Regions from separate parts of the Homo sapiens genome. Here region 1 is linked to region 2. A link is a loop called in an ENCODE intact Hi-C map of the cell type or tissue named here. Cell type or tissue: heart right ventricle. All regions are shown on one strand. Links, peaks and the distances in the headings refer to the core of each region. The heading gives the core; the rest is flanking DNA.

The links. Peaks named below come from ENCODE experiments on the same cell type or tissue, not always from the same donor. Only the 100,000 strongest peaks of a DNase experiment are listed, where the experiment ranks them.
Region 1: it touches region 2 in a loop (2.1-fold over the local background); 2 of 110 quality-filtered maps call a loop at or near these places.

The regions. Positions count from the first base shown.
Region 1 is chr15:74,723,437-74,731,149 of GRCh38, reverse strand. It overlaps CYP1A1 (cytochrome P450 family 1 subfamily A member 1), which reads left to right and starts at 5,622. Exons shown (of 7, transcript NM_001319217.2): 1 at 5,622-5,709. RefSeq lists enhancers at 4,556-4,579, 4,628-4,642, 4,717-4,739, 3,878-5,077, 5,110-5,133 and 1 more, silencers at 4,626-4,785, 4,785-4,894, 4,966-5,045, 4,890-5,065, 4,785-5,065, a cis regulatory region at 3,785-5,159 and a promoter at 4,010-5,914. In heart right ventricle, for the core only: no CTCF peak of the experiment used is centred there; DNase peaks (open chromatin) are centred at 3,139, 4,549 and 5,166; H3K4me3 peaks cover 1,935 bases; H3K27ac peaks cover 1,879 bases; H3K27me3 peaks cover 714 bases.
Region 2 is chr15:74,659,495-74,667,207 of GRCh38, reverse strand. All of the region lies in intron 3 of EDC3 (enhancer of mRNA decapping 3), which reads left to right. Among named protein-coding and RNA genes, the nearest start is that of EDC3, 33 kb to the left of the region's middle. In heart right ventricle, for the core only: no CTCF peak of the experiment used is centred there; a DNase peak (open chromatin) is centred at 2,787; H3K27ac peaks cover 1,304 bases.

The DNA of each region.
Region 1 (7,713 bases), core at 2,180-7,179, 63 kb before region 2:
GCTTCTCACGCAAAGGCATGCAAACTTTGACCCAGGAATGAGTGTTCAGCTCCAGGCCAAGGTCCTCTAACCTCCTGCCTGACTCCCTCCTTCTCTGCCCAGTGCTCAGTGTGGGCCCCCTTCCTGTTATTGTGAACTGTTAGCCAAGATACGGCTTGGTGATGAGAAGTGCAACATCTCTTGTAACCCCAGTGCACCAGTCCAGGGGTGTGGAGAGGTGAGGGGCCCTGGCCCAGGGGCTGAGTCTGTCTACCTTTGGCCCCCTGGGGCTTCACTCATAGTCTGGGATGATAAGTTATGGTGAGACGGGCCCTGGCCTAGAAGCAAGAAGCTGGAGTTCTAGGCTCTGCTTTGATTTGCCATGCGTACTTGGGCCTTTTCTTTTCTGGCACCCATCTCTCCACCTAAGAAGTGAGAGACGAATTGGTTTTATTAGCTAATGAGTTTTTGAGGAGTCAAGAGCCTCTTAGATAATGCAAGCAAAGCAACGCACTTTCTATCAAGAGAAGGGTCCCTGGTTGGGAGCCCTAGCACTAGTTGGTCTTCCAGCCCTGGTGACCAGGCTGCCATGATTCTCCAGCGCTGGGGCATTGGTGGGGACCCTGGGAAGCTGAAGAAGAGGTTGTGCTGCAGAGCATGTTGGAGGATCTAGGAGTGCCTTGCTTTCCACTTCCTTGCCATGGCTTCCACACAGGCTCGTTCTCTGTGGCTCTAGCTCCAACTAGGATTGAAGGACAGACCTCTCTTGGGTACCATGAAGCTCCTCAGACTGAATCAAAGATGCAGAGAGTAGAATAATTGGAAGGGTGCTGAGAAAGCCCAGCAATACCTCCCTTGTCTCCTGCCTGTTCTGTTGCCTAAATTCCACCATTATAGCATGAGCACTTTGGATTCAACATCTCTCTTGCCATTTGGCCTGTGTATAGTATAGCTGTGTCTAATTCCTTTACCAGTTATTAATATCTTGCCTGGACTTGGCTTATCAGATCAATTTCCTGCAGGTTGGTTTTCCTTGTTAGAGCATACGGAAAGAAGTGGCAGGTTGGGTCGGGGCTATAGCAAGTATCCAGTGTCCTAAGAATTACCGTGGAGAAGTGCTGGAAACAGCGACCAGGAGAAACATAATTTTCTGGGGGGAGAATCCAGGAAGGCATCCCAGAGGAAGTGATGTTTTATCTGAGACTCAAGGTAGGGGACACTAGAACTAGAGGCAGGCAGGCCTGGTAGGTTCTGCTAAAGATACTTTTTTTTTTTTTTTCAAGAGTGCAGGATGGATTTATTGCTCGTGGTTTGAGGAGGCTTCAAGCATGTCCTTATTTTTTTTTTTTTTTTTATTGATCATTCTTGGGTGTTTCTCGCAGAGGGGTATTTGGCAGGGTCATAGGACAATAGTGGAGGGAAGGTCAGCAGATAAACAAGTGAAAAAAGGTCTCTGGTTTTCCTAGGCAGAGGACCCTGCGGCCTTCCGCAGTGTTTGTGTCCCTGGGTACTTGAGATTAGGGAGTGGTGATGACTCTTAACGAGCATGCTGCCTTCAAGCATCTGTTTAACAAAGCACAACTTGCACTGCCCTTAATCCCTTTAACCCTGAGTGGACACAGCACATGTTTCAGAGGGCACAGGGTTGGGGGTAAGGTCACAGATCAACAGGATCACAAGGCAGAAGAATTTTTCTTAGTACAGAACAAAATGAAGAGTCTCCCATGTCTACCTCTTTCTACACAGACACGGCAACCATCCGATTTCTCAATCTTTTCCCCGCTTTTCCCCTCTTTCTATTCCACAAAACCGCCATTGTCATCATGGCCCGTTCTCAATGAGCTGTTGGGTACACCTCCCAGATGGGGTGGTGGCCGGGCAGAGGGGCTCCTCACTTCCCAGTAGGGGCGGCCGGGCAGAGGCGCCCCTCACCTCCCGGACGAGGCGGCTGGCCGGGCGGGGGGCTGACCCCCCCACCTCCCTCCCGGACAGGGCGGCTGGCCGGGCGGGGGGCTGACCCCCCCACCTCCCTCCCGGACGGGGCGGCTGGCCTGGCGGGGGCTGACCCCCACCTCCCTCCCGGACGGGGTGGCTGCCGGGCGGAGACGCTCCTCACTTCCCAGACGGGGTGGCTGCCGGGCGGAGGGGCTCCTCACTTCTCAGACGGGGCGGTTGCCAGGCGGAGGGTCTCCTTGATTCTCAGACGGGGCGGCCGGGCAGAGACGCTCCTCACCTCCCAGACGGGGTCGCGGCTGGGTAGAGGCGCTCCTCACATCCCAGACGGGGCAGCAGGGCAAAGGCGCTCCCCACATCTCAGACGATGGGCTGCCGGGCAGAGACGCTCCTCACTTCCTAGATGGGATGGCGGTGGGGCAGAGACGCTCCTCACTTTCCAGACTGGGCAGCCAGGCAGAGGGGCTCCTCACGTCCCAGACGATGGGCGGCCAGGCAGAGACGCTCCTCACTTCCCAGACGGGGTGGCGGCCGGGCAGAGGCTGCAATCTCGGCACTTTGGGAGGCCAAGGCAGGCGGGTGGGAGGTGGAGGTTGTAGCGAGCCGAGATCACGCCACTGCGCTCCAGCCTGGGCACCATTGAGCACTGAGTGAACCAGAATCCGTCTGCAATCCCGGCACCTCGGGAGGCCGAGGCTGGCGGATCACTCCCTGTTAGGAGCTGGAGACCAGCCCGGCCAACACAGCGAAACCCCGTCTCCACCAAAAAAATACGAAAACCAGTCAGGCGTGGCGGCGCGCGCCTGCAATCGCAGGCACTCGGCAGGCTGAGGCAGGAGAATCAGGCAGGGAGGTTGCAGTGAGCCGAGATGGCAGCAGTACAGTCCAGCTTTGGCTCGGCATCAGAGGGAGACCGTGGAAAGAGGGGACAGGGAGAGGGAGGGAGAGGGAGAGGGAGAGGGAGAGGGAGAGCTGCTAAAGATTCTTATTCCTGCCTTCAGAGTGGTGGGAGCTACCAAAGAAATTTAAGCAAGGTGGTGATGGAATGAGATTTTGCATTTTTGACAGGACCACTCTGGGTGCCACAGGATGGAGAAGTAATTGGACGGAGCAAAAGGCAAATGGGAACCTAGGTGGAGGCTAAGTGCTCCAGGGAGCAATGATGGGCCCTGGATGAGTTGTGGCAGTGGAGCTGGACAGATGCCAAAGCAGATGCCAAGCAGAGAAATGTGCCTCCTATTCTTAGCACAGTAGCCCGAGTGACCTTGCTTCTCTTACACCCCAGCCATGTCTCTATCTCGCACAGAGGAAGTCTCATGTCTCTCAATGGGGTGCTCCCTGCACATGCGGCAGGGCGCTGTGCCTCATGGGCATCCCATCCCCCTGGACTACATGCCAGGAGAACTCCCCAGTCACATGACCTCTGCACATCCCTGGTACTGCTCGGTCCTTCAAGAACCACTGTGGTGGGGGGTGGCGGGAGGCTTTGATTTTGCTTATTCCCTCTGCCAGTTGCAGTCTTTTATTTGAGATGGAGTCTCGCTCTGTCACCCAGGCTGGAGTGCAGTGGCGTGATCTCAGCTCACTGCAACATCTGCCTCCCAGGTTCAAGCAATTCTCCTGCCTGACTCCACTCCCCCCAAACCCCCCTCACCGCCCCAGTATCTGGGATTACAGGTGAGCAACACCATGCCCGGCTAATTTTTGTATTTTTGATAGAGATGGGGTTTTGCCATATTGGCCAGGCTGGTCTTGAACTCCTGACCTCAGGCGATCCTCCCGACTCGGCCTTCCAAAGTCCTGGGATTACAGGCGTGAGCCACCGCACCTGCCCAGGTACACTTTTTATCCAGATATCTATGCACATTGATTCTTGACTCCACACTCCTGCCTCTCTCCGCAAGGCCTTCCCTGACCCCCTTGTTTTGAATTGCAATCTGCCCTCACATAATCCGTACGCCTTTTCTGTTTAATTTTTTTCAACCGCACTTTTTACCCTCTCACATTCTCTAGATTTGGGGCATATTACTTGTCTCCTTCCATCAGAATGTAAACTCCACGAGATTAGGAGTGCTGTCAGCTGTGTTCCCTTCTCTGTCAATCGCCAGCGCCTCCGAACAGCTCCTGGCACATAGTAGTTGCTTGGTAAATATTTGTGCAATGCACGAGGCCGCATATGACCGGAATGGGAGGTGAGGGGATTATTTTCTGGCCTGGACCAGCGACGGATGGTGGTGCCACCGGGTTGGGGAGCACGTCGGGGATGGCGCGTAACGATGTTAGCTGGGGCCAGGTTGAGCTAGGCACGCAAATACAACTTTTTTTTTCCTGGAAACCCTGTAACAGGAAGGTTCCGGAGGGCGGGACAGCGTCGGAGGCAGGCAGCTAGGCCATGCCAAATGGCACTGGGGCTTCGTGTCGTGCCACAGGCGTGGACCGAAAATGCGGACACATGCAGGCTGCCTCTCCTCGCAGGCAGAAGCCACACGCAGACCTAGACCCTTTGCACCGCATCCCCTTATTCAATCGCGCACCCGCCACCCTTCGACAGTTCCTCTCCCTCCACCCCAACCCCACGCCGCGCGCGAGGCTGGCCCTTTAAGAGCCCCGCCCCGACTCCCTCCCCCCTCGCGTGACTGCGAGCCCCCGCGCCGGGCCGGGGAATGGGTCGGCTGGGTGGCTGCGCGGGCCTCCGGTCCTTCTCACGCAACGCCTGGGCACCGCGCCTCCGGGCCAGGTGGGGCGGGGACGGGCCGCCTGACCTCTGCCCCCTAGAGGGATGTCGCCGGCGCACGCAAGCTAGCCGGGGGTAGGGTGGGGGCTCCGCGCCAGGTGCCCCCTCCGTGGTCCCTGGGCCCGAGTCTTTCCGTGGCCCCCCGCCGCCGGATTTCTGTGCTCTGCCAATCAAAGCACTAGCCACCCCGGGAGCCAAGAGGGACCCTCAAGGGCCGGTGGGTCCTGGCTGGAGGGACCGCGCGTTGCAATCAGCACTAAGGCGATCCTAGAGGCTGCGAGGAGCCGCTAGTGAGCGCTCAGCGAGCCTGCCCCTTCGCCATCCATTCCGATCCTTCAATCAAGAGGCGCGAACCTCAGCTAGTCGCCCGGGCTCTGGGGGACAGGTCCAGCCCCGCGGCGCCTCTGGCCTTCCGGCCCCCGTGACCTCAGGGCTGGGGTCGCAGCGCTTCTCACGCGAGCCGGGACTCAGTAACCCCGGGAAGGAGGTCACCACGGGGCAGCCCCGCCCCCGCCTGCCGAGTCCTGGTAGGCTGTAGCGCTGGGGAGGCATCTGCACGCCCAGCGTTCCAGTGGGTGCAAAAATGACGAAGAGGAGTCCCCGCGCCCCAGGATGGAGCTTCCCGTACCCTCTCTTCGGGCTGTCCTGGGACTTCTCCCTCAAGCCCCCTCCTCGGCTGGGTTCTGCACTGCCCTTGGGACGCCTTGGAATTGGGACTTCCAGGTGTTCCCAGCCCTCACCCCTCTATGTACAGGCACCGAGATGTGTCCCATAGTGGGTTCTTGCCCACCCGACCCCCCACCCCCGCCGCCCTCCGCCACCTTTCTCTCCAATCCCAGAGAGACCAGCCCGGTTCAGGCTGCTTCTCCCTCCATCTCAGCTCGCTCCAGGGAAGGAGGCGTGGCCACACGTACAAGCCCGCCTATAAAGGTGGCAGTGCCTTCACCCTCACCCTGAAGGTGACAGTTCCTTGGAACCTTCCCTGATCCTTGTGATCCCAGGCTCCAAGAGTCCACCCTTCCCAGCTCAGCTCAGTACCTCAGGTGAGTTGCTGGGGGACTTCTGGCTTGCCCTTTCTCTCCCAATAAAAGGAACATTTTGGTGCCTCCAGGACTTCTTAGGTAGCTACCTGTCTAGCACCTCCAAAAAGGGAGGCTCAGAGTGTTTTTAGTGACCAGGCAGTCTAGCCCCCTAGTGGGGAAACTGAGGCCAGGGGAAGAGGAGGACTTGCCCATGGTCCCACAGCTGGTACCAGACCTCTAGATACAGATGGCATCTCATTCAGGACTTCAGGACCCAGGCTCCAGCTCCATCCCCTAGTGAGTGTCTCCCTGCCTACCCTGGGGCTTCCCCATCAAGGCCACCTGGCAGGCTGGAATATGTGCAGCCCCTCCCTCAGGCTTTCTGATGACAGGGGCTTCTCCTTGGGTGGACAGGGTGGATGGAGGGGGTGGGCTGGGTTCTTACCAGCTGTACCCTGCCCTAGCCTAAGAAGCTACCCCTGGCAGATTTTACCCTCCTAAGGGTGGCTTGTCAGTGCTGAGATGTCCTAGACAGCTGGGACAATAGAGGCAGATCTGTGCAGGAGTCCCAGGCCTTTCCTATCTCATTGACCATCTTCTTTGTCCTTTGCTGGGAGACAATCAGGGTGACAGATTGCCAACTGCAGGGAGCTGGAAATACCAGTCCCTAAAAACTCACCAGTCACATCTCCCTTGGCCTCCTACCATCTTACAAAGGCTGCAGGTCCTTGGGATACCCACTGTGCAGAAGGGGACACCATAGCACACCAAAGCCTGGCACTGTCCCCTGTTGACTCAGGGATCTAGTGTGCTTTGATATTTAGCCCCTCCAGGAAGCCTCCCTCCACTATAATACTTGTGGTAGGAACCATCCATCTCCCTGTCTTGTGAGGTTCTCCTGTGGGGAGCCTAACTGGTAAGACTGTCAGGTTCCCCACAGCAGATCTGGGTTTTCTCTTCCCTCTGGATCCAGCTGGGTACTCTGAACTGAGAGATCTTGTCTTACCCTCTCTCAGATGTTGAAATTGGACCCCAGAAAAGTAAAATGTGCAGTCCAAGATCACTTTGACTAGAATGTTGGGTCTACTGACCTCTAGTCCAGGGTAACAGGCAGAGATGCCTGATATGTTGGAGAGAGTGGTTTATGAATTTAAACACCCTTTTTAGGTCAAGCTTACAGAGAAAGTATTGCCTCAGTTTCCTTTCAGTTTAGATCCATTCCTGATTTCCCTGATTCCAGTCTGGGGTTTTCTTACAGCCTAGTGGGAACCTTCCATTTATTCTCTGCTCTCTGGTAACCTGCAAAAGGGGGAGGTCCAAACTGTTCATTCATTGAGAATTGAGCCAAAAAAAAACCCTGGCCTGGATTTCTCTGACTAAAGAGCTCAATCTAGCTGGTCTCCAGCTGCCTTTAAACTGTGGATCAGTTGAACTCAGAGAGCTGGGGCTGAAAGCAATGTGGTTTGGGAAGTGGCCATCCTGTCCCCTATCTCTTCCTCAGTCTGTCCTGGGGTCTGGTGGGATTTCCTGCATCCTGGGATTGAGCAGCAGAGAACTGAGGGTTCTGGGAAAATTCCTTCATTGATCTGACCACTCTTCAAAAGGAGGTACATGTGACAGCAGCTGGAAATTTCCAGGGAAGTGTCCCTAAGGAGTCTGAGTCCTGGCTCTGTCACTGATTGCTGGGGGACTTTGGACAAGTCAGCGCTGCTTCCCCCAAATGTTAAATGAGGCTAAAGGATCAGATGATCCCTAATTCCCCTGAGAACATGATTTTCCTAAGTGTGGTGGGTAGGACTCGGGGTGATACACCTTGATTATGTGTTTATTTTAATGTGTTAGGGGAAAAATCAAACTTGTACTTTCACATAGATATTGTTTATGATGATATGTAGGTAGATTTAAAGTTGATTTTAGGAAAATGTGAAGTAAATAACAGTACTGGTACTATGTGGAAATCACAGATTGACATTGGAAGATGTCAGTTTAGATTGGTACAGCAGTTAAGAGAAAGCGTTCTGGAAT
Region 2 (7,713 bases), core at 845-5,844:
CATTACCACATGGATCCTTCTAGCCTTCTCCTTTTGCTTGTCTGTTACTTCTCACTCCAACAGTGAGAAACCTGTCTCCTATTGTCATTCATTCTTTACATAATTATTCAATTCCAGTATACATGTATAGTGGTATCAGAATTATTAACTTGTATCGCCATTCCTGTGGGAGACTATCAAACAGAATGTGGTGCTTACGTACTGTTTCTTTTGCCTTTCATCTGACTCCATTCATTTCTAGAGTTATTTAGGTCTCCCATTTCCTTCATTGACTTGTTTCATATATTCATAATACAATTAATTTGTTTTATCACATTCTGCATTCCATCCTGGGATCTTCTAACCTCCTAAATGATTTTTAAAAATTTGCAAACACTAAGGCTCACTCTTTGTGCTGTAAAATTCTGTGGGTTTTGACAAATACATAGCATCATGTATCTGTCATTACAGTATTAAACAGAATAGTTTCATTGTCCTAAACAATCTCTTGTGCCTTACCTGTTCAACTTCCCCCACTTCCCCCTGGCAACTACTGATCTTTTTATTATACCATCCCTGCAGTTTTGCATTTTTCCAGAATATCACATAATTAAAATCATACAGTATGTAGCCCTTTTCAGACTGGCTTCTTTCACTTAGCAAGATGCATTTAAGATTCATTCATGTCGTTTTGTGACTTGATAGGTCATTTCTTTAATTGACGGATAATGTTCCATTGTGTGGATATATCAATTTGTTTACCCATTCACCTATTGCAGGACATCTTGGTGGCTTCCAGGTTTTGGTTATTCTGCTTTTGCTGTTTTGTCAGTTTCCTTTTTCTAGATTGTTAACTGTACATAAATGAGGTAAAGAGATCATAGGGCAGTAAAATGTTACTATTTTTCAAGAAACTTATGTAGAATCCAGATTAGTTTGGAAAATGTTTGTGGCCTGGGAATGGCAATAAGACGTGGCTCAGAATAGGTTTCTGATAGAAGGTAGAGTTATAATTATTTTTCCACTCATTGAGCCCTGTAAGTAAAAAGGTCTGCCTTAGAATTTTCTCCAGTTTATGTACATTGATATTGAGACTAGTAGATTGATGAAGCTATAGAAATATAATCTGTCGGCCGGGTGTGGTGGCTTATGCCTGTAATCTTAACACTTTCGGAGGCTGGGACGGGCAGGTTGCCTGAGCTCAGGAGTTTGAGACCAGCCTAGGCAACATGGTGAAACCCCGTCTGTACACAAATACAAAAAATCAGCTGGGTGTGGTGGTGGGTGCCTGTAATGCCAGCTACTCAGGAGACTGAGGCACAAGAATTGCCTGAACCTGGGAGTCGGAGGTTGCAGTGAGCTGAGATTGTGCCACTGCCCTCCAGCCTGGGCAACAAAGCAAAACTCTGTCTCAAAAAAAAAAAAAAAAAGGAAAGAAAGAAATATAATCTGTCTTCAGTTCTGGCTTTTAAGTGTTCTTTCAGGATTGCAATAAGGAGTTGAGGAATTTGTTGGTTTATAATAGTTAGCTAATCCAACACTGATGATTTAGCACAAGCAGATTTTAATCTCTTTTCGGGTGGGAGTGGGTTTAAAGAATCATGTAAAGAATAGTTTTTCTGTGACCATTCAGAATGTTTGTCAAATAGACATAACATCAGTCCCAGGGAGCAGAGGGAAACCAAGCCTTGTTTAGGGTGCAGCTCTGTGTATGGGTATAATTCATATTTATCAAATCCCATGTCACAGCTGAAAATGGTGACCATGAGGGGCAGATGAAAGGCATCCCTCTCTGAAATCTTAGTCTATGAGCTTGAATAGTCATTGTAACATGCAGTTGAATAAAAATTTAACAGTTAAGTTAAGGCTCTTTTGCCTGTAGAACATGAAAGTAGATAGCTGAGGCTGGGCATGATGGCTGATGTCTCTAATCCCAGCACTTTGGGAGACTGAGGTGGGCAGATCACCTGAGGCCAGGAGTTCGAGACCAGACTGGCCAACATGACGAAACCCTGTCTCTACTAAAAATACAAAAAATTAGCTGGGCCTGGTGGTGCATGCCTGTAATCCCAACTACTTGGGAGGCTGAGGCAGGGAGAATTGCTTGAACCCGGGAGGTGGAGGCTGCAGTGAGCCGAGATCGTGCCATTGCACTCCAGCTTGGGCAACAAGAGTGAAACTGCATCTCAAAACAAACAAAGTAGATAGCTGGCCTTTAACTCATTTATATTTAGAGAGAGGTGGTCCTATAGGCATGACAGTGCCTCTGTTTAGTGCTGATTTCCCTTTTTCTCTTTGTTACTGGAGGTGGAGAGAAATGAGGGATGGAATTGAACCTTTTAAATGGAAAGATGGTCGATATTATCTTGTTGCAGTATGGTTGGGCTTTAACGGTCTGTTCATTTTAACAGTCATCCCACCACCTGAGGCAGGAAGTGAATTTTGCCAGGTTTTCATGGTTCTACTGAGGTTTTCTTGACTTTTAAACTTCCTTGGATGTGCTTCATATATCTAATAGGCTTGAAAACCCAGGGCCTAGAATTTGAGAGTTGAGAAGAAGGTCCCATATATTCTCAGGCACCTTCTCATGATGCCTGTTTAATCTGGCAGTAAAACATTTGTAGTTTAACATTCAGGTACCCTTTAGTGTGATAAGTGCAGGACAAAGTTCCCACTTACAGTGTGTGTGTGACAAAAACCAATAAATAAGTGGCACTGAGGGTTACACAACAATGGGTTTGTTACAAGTTGTCCTGGCCAAAGGGCCTCTGTGCCAAAGGGTGGCAGAAAAACGGCACAGGAAGGCAGCCAGCCTGCAGTACTTGCATGGCCCTTGTAATTGAAAGGTAAAGAAATCTGGGAAGACTGTTTGTCTTTTCCAAGGGAAGTGCTTTTCTCTCGCAGTGGCCAAAGGCCAGTTTAATGCAGAGCCAGGCCCTTTGGGATGAGTAAGCCAAGTACTGAGACAGCTTGTTCACTCAGGACTTCCTAATATTTGTATTAAAGTATGAGGAAAGGGAAGAATAAGAGACAACTGAGCACATTAGCCTGCCTTGCATTTATTTTATGTTCTCTTATCTTTCTCTTACTGACCTGTGATGTCAGTATTTCCTCTTGGGAAATATTTTTCACACTCTGCTTTCCTGACAGTGTTTAGAACATAGCTAGTCCTTAGTGTCTATGTCTCAAATGAATGAATCAACTCTGCATTTAGAGGAGTACAGGAAAACACCTGAAACCTTCTTCATACAACATCTCTGGGTTTTGTTGTAAGTTATGTTTGTAGAGTCCTACAGTTGAGCCAGAAAATGATGACCAGTGCCCAGCATCATTAAGGCAGAATTAAGGCGTCTCCCACTGTGGACCCTGTTAGTCTTTATAGTGGGGCACTTTGTCAACATGCTGTGAACGAACTTTACAGCTAGTCATGTTTGTTTTCTTTACTTTTCTACTTTGCATTTCAATAGCTCCTCATCATGTGGCATGATATGAAGTGGGTACTATTTATTAGCTTTTTTTTTTTTTTTTTTGAAACTGAACAAAAGTTTTCTTTCTATGCTGCACTCTCTCCTCCCAAATAAAAGTTGCGTATCTCTTAACGCAAAACGCTTGGGACCAGAAGTGTTTCAGATTTTGGATTTTTTAAAAAGGATTTTGGAGTATTTCTGGAATACATACCAGTTGAGCATCCCTAATCCAGAAATCCAAAATGCTCCAATCAGCATTTTCTTTGAACATCACGTTGGCGCTCAGAAATTTTTGGATTTTGGATGTTTGGATTAGGGATGCTCAGCTTGTGCTTTTGAACATTCATATTGGTGTTCAGTGGTTAGCGCACTGCTTAGGGCTAACAAATACTGGGCTAGTGGTTAGAGAAGCAACTTATGCTTTTCTTTTTCTTTTTCTTTACATTTTATTTTTTATTTATTTATTTATTTTTTGAGACGGAGTCTTGCTCTGTCACCCAGGCTGGAGTGCAGTGGCGCCATCTCGGCTCACTGCAACCTCCACCTCCTGGCTTCAAGCGAATTCTCCTGCCTCAGCCTCTGGAGTAGCTGGGATTACAGGTGCCTGCCACCACACCTGGCTAATTTTTGTATTTTTAGCAGAGACAGGGTTTCACCATGTTGGCCAGGTTGGTCTCGAACTCCTGAGCTCAGGTGATCCACCCGCCTTGGCCTCCCACAGTGCTGGGATTACAGGTGTTGAGCCACTGCGCCAGGCCAGCTCATGCTTTTCAAACTTTAGTTCCAGGATAACTGGCCTTCTACCAGTGTCATTTGGCAAGTCTGACCTGCCTTCAGAGTATTTGGGTCTTTGGATTCTAGATTCTTTCCTGTTTTCTCCTATAACTGTTTTTGTGCCTCTACCTGTTCCTCTTTAGCAGTGTCTGTATCCTGTTTCCTCTGAGCTTTATTCTTGGTCACCTGGTTTCAGGAGCTTTGGGTTTTATCTGAATGGGAGTGATTTCCCATTTTGCTTCCTTAACCCTGTCTTCTCCTTCACTGATCAACTGCTTATTTTCATCAGTCATTGTAATAGTTCCAGGATAGTTCATTTTCAGTTCATATTGGACATGACTGAAGTTTTTCCACTGAAGCCCTTGCTTCGTAACTCTTTTATATTATATTATTGTCAACAACTTTATCTTCCTGGCCTTTTCAGTCATGTAACAAAGTTGGCATGATTTTTATTGCTTTTTCTTGTAGTTAATCTCAAGTTGCCCTTTTTTTATAACCTCTTTTTAGACTTCTAACTTTTGATTGGCTAGTGTTTGCTTTTTAAAAAAAAAATATATATATATATATATTGCTGTTTTTATTTCTTAATTCAGCAGAGTTTTGTGTACTTACGCTGAACTGGGCATAGTGTTGGGTGACAGGTATGAATGACATCATTCCTGCCCTCTGTTGGCTTATAAACTCCTTGGGAAGTTAGAGCAAGAACACAGATTAACTACAGAACAAAGTAGGTAATGTAGCATAAGTGCTAGGTCAGTGGTAACGCACACTGTTGTAAGTGGTCAGATGGGAGTGATTTTTTTAGCAAGGGTAGTCAAAGATAGTGTGTTTGGGCCGAGTCTGTAATAGCAAAAATGAGAAATAACTTAAAAGTTAATCAGTAGGTATGATCCATGTGCTGTATATCAATATGGTATGATCTATGATTTATGTGGCCATAAAAAGTAAGATACAGTATTTGAAGAATTTTTTCATGAAACTCGAGGATGCTCCTAAGCGAGAAAGCAGGATACAAAACTTTATAAGATGGATGCAAATTTTTTACTAAAAGAAAATCAAAATATTATGTGAATATTTAGAATTTTCTGCATATTTGGTATGAACATCTGTTAACAAACATTATTTTTAAAAAGGAATACTCCTTTCCTATTACCTTTGAATTATTTATTTGACCATTGTGCTGTACTGAATTGTTTTTCATTTTTGCATTGTGTGTACATTTTTTCTTTTTCTTTTTCTTTTTCTTTTTTTTTTTTTGAGACAGAGTCTCGCCCTGTCGCCCAGGCTGGAGTGCAGTGGCGCGATCTTGGCTCACTGCAAGCTCCACCTCCCGGGTTCAAGCGATTCTCGTGCCTCAGCCTCCTGAGTAGCTGGGATTACAGGTGTATTCCACCACGCCCAGTGCTGGTCTCGAACTTCTGACCTCAGGTAATCTGCCCACCTCGGCCTCCCAAAGTATTGGGATTACAGGTGTGAGTCACCACCCCTGGCCGTGTGTACATTTTCTAGACATTATCCTCTGTGTTCTTTTCACTTTGCCTAGACCATGACTGTGCGCCAATAAAACTTTATTTACAGAAACAGGCAGTGGGTTGGATTTGGCCCATGAGCTATAGTTTGCAGAGTTTTGATGTAGAGTATATACTTAGGGTGAAGTTAATTCATAATAGTTAATGTGGATTCATGTTTGGAATGACCTTCTTGATACTTTATAATTTGGGAGACCATCTTCATAGATTTAATTAATTTTTGACAACCTCATTCTAGCTAAAGAAGGCCTGTAAGAGGAATAGGGAAAGTGTTCTGCCATTTTCTTGTTTACTTATGATTACATTAGTATTATCGTTATTTAACATATAGTTTCTTTACAAGTATCTTTTTAAGCCACATACTCATTTTCGTATGCTTTAGTTAAAAATTGGCATGGTTGTATAGTGTGAATGCACTTAATGCCACTGAACTGTACACTTAAAAATGGTTAAAATGGTAAATTTTATGTAATGTATATTTTACTGCAATTTTAAAAAATTGATGTATAACCACTTGCATGGATAGACTTCTTGTTATGGAATGTCACATTTTCCTCAGATATCTCAAATATGGGCAGCAATTGGCTGGCATGGAACTTCATAAGGGTCCTGGTTTTCATCAATACATTAAAATTCATAAAGTTTAATTTCTACTGTTTTTAGTTAAAATAAAAATAAATAGAATATTCCGTATCTTCTTCCTACATCCTGGTGAATCGTTCTGTCCACCCCTGGGGAAACACATACCCACTGAAGAGTGACCACTGGGCAAGAGACCTATTTCTAATAGGATGTTTTGATTTAATATTGAGGCAGTACGTTGATAATCCTTATTCTTTTGTTCTTCCCTTGTCTGTGTATATTGCTAATGGTGTTATCCTGACCTTGTATTTTCATACCCATTCTGTCTTCCTGATCCAGCTCTGCTTTTTCACCCACATATGTAAAATATATGTATATATTTTCATATATATAAATATCATTATATATGCATATATTTTCATATACACACACACACACACACATATATATATATATATATATTTTTGGAGACGGAGTCTCACTCTGTCCCCAAGGCTGGAGTGCAGTGGCGCAATCTTGATCTCAGCTCACTGCAACCTCCACCTCCTGGGTTCCAGCGATTCTCCTACCTCAGCCTCCCAAGTAGCTGGGATTACAGGTGCACACCACCATGCCTGGCTAGTTTTTGTATTTTTAGTAGAGACGGGGTTTTGCCATGTTGGTCAGGCTGGTCATATACATATATATATTGCTCAGGCCGGAGTGCAAGTGGTGTGGACTGTGGCTCACTGCAGCCATGACCTCCTGGGCTCAAGTGATCCTCCCATCTCAGCCTCCTGAGTAGTCTCATCCATATTTCTTTCTCTTTATTTTATTTTATTTTTTTTTCTTTTGAGACAGAGTCTCGCTCTGTCACCAGGCTGGAGTGCAGTGGCGTGATCTCGGCTCACTGCAATCTCTGCCTCCTGGGTTCAAGCGATTCTCCTGCTTCAGCTTTCCAAGTAGCTGGGACTACATGTGCGCGCCACCATGCCCAGCTAATTTTTGTATTTTTAGTAGAGACGGGGTTTCACCATGTTGGCCAGGATGGTCTCGATCTCCTGACCTCATGATCCGCCCACCTCAGCCTCCCAAAGTGCTGGGATTACAGGCATGAGCCACCGCTCCCAGCCCTCTTTTATTTTATTTTTTAGCCAGGATGTGTTCTCATGTGGTTTTTTATTTTTTTATAAAGACAGGGGTCCCACTATGTTGCCCAAGCTGGTCTCAAACTCCTGGGCTCAAGTGATCTGCCCACCTTGGCCTCCCAAAGTGCTGAGATTTGGGCATGAGCCACTGTACCCAGCCCATCTCATCCATATTTCTATGGCACTTTATATAAACTTCTTTCTAACTCTAATCACATCATATTTTCATTATTTGCCTATATATATATATATATA